Linked DNA regions of Homo sapiens: region 2 is linked to region 1. A link is an interaction called in ENCODE POLR2A ChIA-PET data of the cell type or tissue named here. Cell type or tissue: HepG2. All regions are shown on one strand.

Region 1 (4,000 bases):
AGAGCTCAGAACCAGGGAAACGGCACTGTGCTGTGGATGGCCCCAAGTGGCAGGCCAAGGGGGAGTCGGAGCAAGTGAAGAGGCACAGATGAGGGGCTGCCCTGACTGGAGGTCCTGTGGTTAGAGGAGGAGGGAGAAGATGCGGAGGTGGGGCAGGGGTGCAAATATGCACACACACAAAGGTTCTTGCCCGGAGGTGTGCCATGAGGAACGTGGTGCTGTCGGCGGATCAGCACAAGTAAACAAAGAAGGCCAGGCATGAGGTCCTGTCTCCAGCCAGGTGGACCAGAGTGGGAACAGAGGGAGCAGAGAGGGAAGAGTGAGCAGGAGAGGCTGTGATGAACTTGTCCCTGACCAGCGAAGCTATCTGTCCTGCGGCTGGCAGGGACTGTCTCCTGGGCACCTTGGTAAAAGACTGGTGATTAGTTAGTTACAAGCTAAGCAGGGCTGAGAGTGGATGTAAAGGCGCCAAATTAGCTCTTACCATCTCTGGGAACTAGTACAAAGTGAGCTTTTCATCTGCTGAAATGCTGTTTATGAGGCAGTAAAATCCAGAGCCAAGAGGCATGAATGTATCCTGGTTAGGGTAATACTCTCCTGGGCAAGCAGCTGTGTGAAAAAATGCTTAGGAAAACCATCTAAAAAGGTAGATAGGCTGCACTGGCCGGGAATCAAACCCGGGCCTCCCGCGTGGCAGGCGAGAATTCTACCACTGAACCACCAATGCTCCAGCTGGTAGGGATGTTTTTAGTTGAGGCCACGACCCACAGGATGGAGTGGTTCCTTTCTAGCGGGCTTGACTTCTTGCCACATAAGCAGAAAGGTGGCAGGGGCTGTTGGGTTCTAATTTAGAGGAATAGGCACTGACTTTTTTTTTTTTAAATTGAGATATAATTCATATAACATTTCACATAACAAAAATTTCACCATTTTCAAAGTGTTCAACTAGGTAGTTTTTAGTACATTCACAAAGTTGTGCACCCATCACCTCTATTTAATTCTAGAACATCTCCATAACCCCAAAAAGAAACCGGGCATCTGTAAGCAGTCAGTCCCAATTCTCCTTTTCTTCAAACCCAGGCAACTGTTACTCTATTTTCTGACTATGGATTAAGAGGCACTGTGAACTTCAAACAAACAGAGCAGAAGGTGAAGCTGTGTTAAGTTCTATGATCTTAACTACGTATATATATTAAAAACTGGAAAAAATACATCAAAATTTGAACATTCATTGCCTCTTGGGGATAGTCTTGTTTCTTTGCATTTTTCTCTACTTTCCAAATTTTCTAAAATTAGAATTAGAAAACAAAAATCAAACACTCATATTTCAGTGAGAGGTCACAAAATATGTATCCCCGAGTCTTCTAGTTTCTCCCAGTAAAAAAAGCTCCTCCCTTTGAAGGCCCGCACTAGCTTATCCCTCCAAGTTAACTTATTTCTCCAAGTTTTCTTTTTCCAGGAGCTGCCAAAAAGCTTTCAGCTGCTGCATTGGCCGGGAATCGAACCCGGGCCTCCCGCGTGGCAGGCGAGAATTCTACCACTGAACCACCAATGCTCCAGCTGAGTGCTGTTCTGCCTCCAGCTGTTTTGTTGCTCTGATTCACAGTGGTGATGGCACAGCTGTAACCTGACACCTGAGATGGGTCCAGCATGGACAGCTGCTGGATTTTACCAGCCAAACCTATGGGAGGAGGTGGGGCATGCATGCTTGACATTCTGCTCAGCTGTTCAAAAGAAAAGTCCATGAATGGCAATGGGAGAATGCTCAGCAATTCTTTTGGCTCCTGTGGGCAGGTTCCAGACCTTACTCTGTTATCCTTAAAGATCTGAGTAGGCTTAGTCTTCCCTATAAAAAATTTCTTGACAAATTAGCTGAAACTGTCATTCACTTGTTTCTCTTGTTTTATGGCCTTGTGGGTTATTCTACTGAATGCTGTGATTTCTTTTACCACTGGTTGATTTGTCTTGTTTTGCTGTCTTGCCTCCTTGACTAGACTGTAAGCCTCTGGAGCACAAGGACTTTGTCTGGTAAACACAGCTTGATGTATAACAGATGTTTGCTAAATGTTAGATTTGTAATAAATGGAATTTAACTAGAAAAAAAAATCTGAGTAGGTTATATCTCAGTTTACTCTGGCTGCTTCGGCAAAGGAGGACATCAACCCAAAGCTGATCAGTGACCTCTTGGTGAGGACAGAGACCCAAGAAATATGAAAGCATCAGGGTTCTAGATTACATCTGGAGTCAAATTCCAGATGCCAGTCGGCATAAATGTGGTTTCTTTTTTCTTTTTTTTTTGAGATAGGGTCTTTCTCTGTTGCCTAGGTTGGAATACAGTGGTGTGATCATAGCTCACTGCAACTTCTGCCTCCTGGGCTCCTGGGCTCAAGTGATCCTCCCGCTTCAGCTTCCTGAGGAGCTGGGACTATAGGTGTGCACCACCATATCTGGCTAATTTTTGTAATTTTTTTTTTTTTTTTTTTTTGGTAGAGATGGGGTTTTGCCATGTTGCCCAGGCTGGTCTCAAACTCCTGAGTTCATGCAGATTGCCTCAGACTCCCAAAGTGCTGGGATTACCCAGCCCGGCCATAAATGTGGTTTCTTATAATGCAGTTTTCTTTACCTTACAGCTAAACAAGAAAATTATGTTAGAGGAGTCTGAAAGGAGAGCAGAGCAACTTCACTTTTTAAAGGCACTTATTTGGGCAAGAGAATTTTCAAGTACAGAATAAATCGAAGCTAGAGCTTTCTTAACCCTCCCACCCTGAGAATGACCCGCATGGTAAAGGCAGCCAGGCTTCTTGGTGGCTGGACGTCTACGGCCAAGAATCAAGTGCCCCCTGAATCCTGGTACTCCTCCCATGCTCCAAACCTTCCTGCCCTGAAAACAACTCTTTCCCGTGAATCCAGGAAAAAGATGAAGGAAAGGCTTCATGGTCTTTGAGGCAGGAAGGGTTAAGATCATGGCTGCTGGAGACAGCCTGCCTGGGTTCCAATCCGGTTCCAGTCTTCACTAGCTGCGAGTGTGTGGCCATGGTACTCAGCTTCCCTGTGTCCTGTCTGCAGAATGGGGGAGAACCACTGCTGCCACTGCGCTGGGTTGCTGCTACAATTGTGTGAGTGACATACATAAAGTAGTCCTGGTTGCTTAAGTGAGGCCCCAAGGCAACTCCTATGACATCTGGCTCCCTGGGCCCCCGACAGGAGGTGAGGTGTAGGGACGGAGTCCACTCACCACTGGCTGTGCCCTCCTGCTTTGGCAGGGCATCGTCAGGGGTGGGCTCTGCCTGCCTCTGCCCAGGTCTCAGCTCATCCAGCTCGTCGTCCTCGGGGGTGACCAGCTTCATCAGGCTCTGGTTGCACACGTTGGCCACTTCTTTGATGCCTGAGTCCACTGATGTAAGGAGCGTGATCTGATTTGGATGCCTGTCTCTCTAAATCTCTTGCTGAAATGTGATTCCCAGTGTTGGAGGTGGGGCCTGGTGGGAGGGGTTTCGGTCATGGGGGTGGATCCCTCACAAATGGCTTGGTGCCCTCCCCATGGTACTGAGCGAGTTGAGTGAGTTCTTGCTCTATTATTATTCATGAGGGGGCTCGTTCTTTCAAAAAGCCTCCCACCTCTCTTGCTCCCTCTCTTGCCATGTGACCTGCTGGCTTCCTCTTTGCCTCTGCCATGACTAAAAGCTTCCTGAGGCCTCACCAGAAGCCAAGCAGATGCTGGCACCATGCCTCCTGTAGAGTCTGCAGAACCGGGAGCTGAAGCAACCTCTTTTCTTTATAAATTACCCAGCCTCAGGTATTCCTTTATAGCAACGCAAAATGGGTTAATATAGAGTGGTCCCAGCCAGGGGAGGCTTCTCTGAACCTCGTATTCCTAGTCTGGAGCTCAGTCGTCTCAGGGCTACGTTAGGCAGACAGGCTGTCCGAACTGAGCCCCTGCTCTCCTTGTCATACTGGTGCCCCTGTGAAATGCGCCTATTTCTTCTCTTAGGACCCCTTC
Region 2 (4,000 bases), 54 kb before region 1:
AGTCTCCTCCCACCAGCCCTGCTCAAAGCCCAGTGGACCCCGCAAACACCAAGATGCCACCCCTTTGAGGCTCTTGGGCCCCCTAGGCACACTGTGCAGGGCTCCCTCTGGCCAGCATTTCCTCTACTCCCCTCATACCCCAGGTCAGACCTAATTCATCCCAGCCTGGTCTAGCAAGGCCTGCCACATGTGGTATCCATTTTGCAGGAGAAAAGCCATCCCTTGTTACAGGGAGTGCCAGTGTGTATGACACTGTGGGGACTGCTTGGAGGAGGCAGAGCAAGGCCAGGACCACCCCCCACTCCATCTCCAGCCACTTCTGGGTCAACAGGGAACAACCTCCGATGGTTCTGTGAGGTGCAAGGACGCTGGTCATTTTGCCATGGACTAGGGAACAATGGAATGCAGGCTGGGCCAGGCTCTCTGGGCTCCCTGAACTTTGCACCTCACAAGGTCATCTTTTCACCTGGGAAGGCAGCACTCTTTTTCTCCCAACAGTCTTTTCTGTGTGTCAGACTGGGCCTCTTGGGCCTCCTGGGTCCCCCTGCCATTCCCATTGCGAAGGGGTCTCTAATTAGGAGATGAGAAGCCGGGAGCCGGTTGTGTAAAGCGGCTCCTGCTGCACACACTCCTCTGCGTCCCTTGCATGGCGACAAAAACACTTCAGCCCTGGCCCCTGGGCGGGGAACGGCTGTGGAAAGCTCCAGAAGATTCACACAAGGAGCTGGACAGACAACTCAAGCCAGCAAGAAGAGAAGCTTCTGCTGAGAGGGAAGCAGGAAGCTCTGTGGAAGAATTCCTCCTGCCTGTTCAATGTCCTGTCTCCCTCCCCTCAGCTGGGGGCCCAATCGATACGGCTACGGACTTATGAAAGATCAAAACCCATCTGCATTCTGGGTAGGTGGATCGGGGCCTCTTCTAGCAAACAGACTTAGGTTGGTGCACATTTGCCACAGCAATTTATTTTTATCCTGAACAAATGAACGCAATCCATTAAAAGGGTGAGAGGAAGAGTGGGGCCGCCTAGAAGCTCTAGCTTGTGAGCTGGGGCCAGAGGCAAACAGGGATCTGGTCTGGCCACTTCACTCTAATTCGCCATCCATTAGCACCAGCACAATGGGCTTCTGGGGGCCCGGCCAATGCCTCCAGGCAGGTGAGGGGGCACCGCACAAAGACTCACAGAGTGAGGAGGGGGTCCCGATGCCAAATGGACTCGAGATTCGGCAGCTGCAGGGGATGACAGAGCCTGATGTGGGAGCTGGGCTTGGGAGGGGCGCCAGTGGTGCAGACGGCCGGTGGCCTTGGACACCTTGGTGATTTGGCCCCAGCCAAGGGCCCTGTCCACAGGGCAGAATGCACGAGGCCAGCAAAGTGGAATTTCCCAATTACGGCATGAAAGAGAGTTTCTTCTCAGGCCCTTCCCCCAGGCCCCACAATTAAAAACAAGTCCAGTTTCTAGCGGCTGCCCGGCCCCCCACCCCCTCAGTGACCAATCAGCTCCCCACTCCACCTATTCCCCCTCTTCCCAACACAAGGGCTCTTATGCAAACCCAGGACACTGGGGAGGGGCAGTAGCAGAGGCACATATTAGGGACTGAGCATTTGCTCAGCTGGACAGGCTGCCACGCCTGTCTGTAGCAGAGGTGAGAGGAGGCCCAGAATGAACCGGAAGCCTTGCTGCTGGGCTTCTCTGGGTCAGGATCTCGTGAAAGAAGTCCCATGACTGCTTCCTCCTTTCCCTTGTGGGCCCCATCCTCTCCAAATGCCCGCCTCATCTTAGGAGTGCCCTGTTCTCCTGGGAGGTGGCTCGGACCTCATCTACCATTAACTGGGCCGGTTCGGATCAGGCCCTGGCATTCACCGCATACAGTGGCTCATTACAGATGCAAGCATTCTCCACCAGTCCTCTCTGCAAGGCGGCAGGGAGGAAGAGGAGGGGAAAAATGCACAGTCGCTGAAGCCAAAGCGCGGCTGGCCGGAGGGCCGTGTTGGCAGGCAGAGCGACTGTCTTCAGACTTGCTCGCTTCCCAGCACAGAAGCAGGCCTTGTAAAGATCACAGCTGTCGGGTCACGCTGGAGTTCATATCACAGTTTATCAAAGAGGCTGGGTTTTCTCCCTCCTCTCCTTTCTACTGAGGATAAGTGGATGGTTCACGGGGAGACAAGGCCTGGGCTTGTTCTGCCTGCATTAGCATGGAGGGTGGGAAGAGGCCGGGGGAAGGCAACGCACACCAACACCTACTCCGGGCAGAGTTGTTTTAGCGGAGCCGGGCCGGGCCGCTGGTGGGTGCCCTGGGCACTGGGGCAACAGGGCCGGTGCACTGGAGCCAGCTCTCGGCACGGAAGGTGCCATGATTTCATCCCCTCAGGGGTGTGGTTCCCCCTCCACAGACCACCCTGGGAAGCACAAGCCCTGTGGGGAGGCTGAACAACAGCCCCGCTTTATCAGACACAGCCAGCACTGGGGCTGAGACATGCGCCATTTATATAACCCCACCACACTATGACACGGCAGGCACTATCATCGCTGCGTCACAGACAAAGCAGAAAGGCCTTGGAAACAGGTCACACAGTTAAAAATGGGAGGAATTGGGGTTTGAGCCCCAAATGAGTGCCTCGGGAGGCTCATCTGCCTTAGTCCTGCAAAGTCCCGTGGAGGGAGTGGGGGTACAGCACCCCACCGCACATGTCGCCATCTTCGCTCTATCTGTGAGCTTGGCCTCAACTCCCTGCTGCTAAGGAAAGGGCCTGGAGCCAGAGTAGCTGGCTAAAAAATGAAGGTTTTAAAGCCACTGGCTTCACCTTGACATGCATCTCAACCGTTATGTCCACCAGAAAAGGAGGCTGTGTGGACACCGACAGGAAGTCCAACCCACTCAAGCCTGGCTGGAGCTTGGGTACCCCGTTCTCACCCCCACTGACTCCGACATGGAGGTGCGGCCTGGGAAAGCTGCCTGGGGAAGAGGAAACGCTCCCAGGGTCTTTAGGGAAATCATGCATCTTCCTCAATGCCAAGAACCCCCACCAGATGTGTGTCTTCAAGAACTCCCGATGCCTCTGTCTTTCTATAGCAGCCGCTCCAGGTCCCAGAGCTAAACACACTCCTGCCAAAAGAACAGCTTTTCACTTGCTGGCCAGAAGAATCTCTTTCCTTTCTTTCTCAGTGTGCAATCTTGGAGGCTGAGAAGAACAATTTAGAGTTTGCCTAACAGCTAAAGAGGGGGTTAAGAAATCATTGTGCTCCTCATCAGGCCTGTGGCTTCATGCCAGCATCTGCGGAACCATCGCGATGCCTCTCTTTATTTATTTATTTATTTTTATTTATTTTTTTGAGACGAAGTCTTGCTCTGTCGCGCAGGCTGGAGTGCAGTGGTGTGATCTTGGCTCACTGCAACCTCCGCCTCCTGGGTTCAAGCGATCCTCCTGCCTCAGTCTACCGAGTAGCTGGGATTATAGGCATGTGCCACCATGCCTGGCTAATTTTTATATTTTTAGTAGAAACGGGGTTTCGCTATGTTGGCCAGGCTGGTCTTGAACTCCTGACCTCGTGATCCGCACACCTCGGCCTCCCAAAGTGCTGGGATTACAGGCATGAGCCACTGCACCCAGCCAACGATGCCCCTCTTTAAAGTCATCGCAGGAGAAAAGGAAGTGCAATGGAGAAGCAGGAGGGCAGGTGGATACCCCCCTCCACCTCAACAAAGCTCTTTGGAACGGCCTCAGCCCCCCACAGGAGCATGGGGAGGATGGAGGAAGCCACATGTTTGCAGGGCCTTTTCCATGTCAGATGCTGTGTGTGCCCCCAGACTGGGTGGCTGGGCCTGCAACCCTGGAGCTGGTTGACAATGGCTTGGTGTGCTGGCAGAGTGGGCAGCAGGTTCCCGAACCAGCTGGGCCAGGTGGCTGTCCGCCAGGATGCACATTGACAGGTGTGGGTGCTGCTTTTGGGGGACAGCAGTCTGGAGAAACCGGGTGAAGGACTAGGAGAGACCCAGTCCTC

What was found. Peaks named below come from ENCODE experiments on the same cell type or tissue, not always from the same donor. Only the 100,000 strongest peaks of a DNase experiment are listed, where the experiment ranks them.
Region 2: POLR2A ChIA-PET joins it to region 1 with 11 read pairs; 11 of 35 experiments call an interaction of 5 or more read pairs at or near these places.

The regions. Positions count from the first base shown.
Region 1 is chr16:70,777,555-70,781,554 of GRCh38, forward strand. It overlaps VAC14 (VAC14 component of PIKFYVE complex), which reads right to left. Exons shown (of 19, transcript NM_018052.5): 9 at 3,236-3,385. TRG-GCC3-1 (tRNA-Gly (anticodon GCC) 3-1) reads right to left here and starts at 727; the gene lies at 657-727. TRG-GCC2-4 (tRNA-Gly (anticodon GCC) 2-4) reads right to left here and starts at 1,555; the gene lies at 1,485-1,555. In HepG2, no CTCF peak of the experiment used is centred here; a DNase peak (open chromatin) is centred at 1,647.
Region 2 is chr16:70,724,027-70,728,026 of GRCh38, forward strand. All of the region lies in intron 14 of VAC14 (VAC14 component of PIKFYVE complex), which reads right to left. Among named protein-coding and RNA genes, the nearest start is that of VAC14-AS1, 29 kb to the right of the region's middle. RefSeq lists an enhancer at 2,340-2,634. In HepG2, no CTCF peak of the experiment used is centred here; DNase peaks (open chromatin) are centred at 435, 855 and 1,505; H3K4me3 peaks cover 1,785 bases.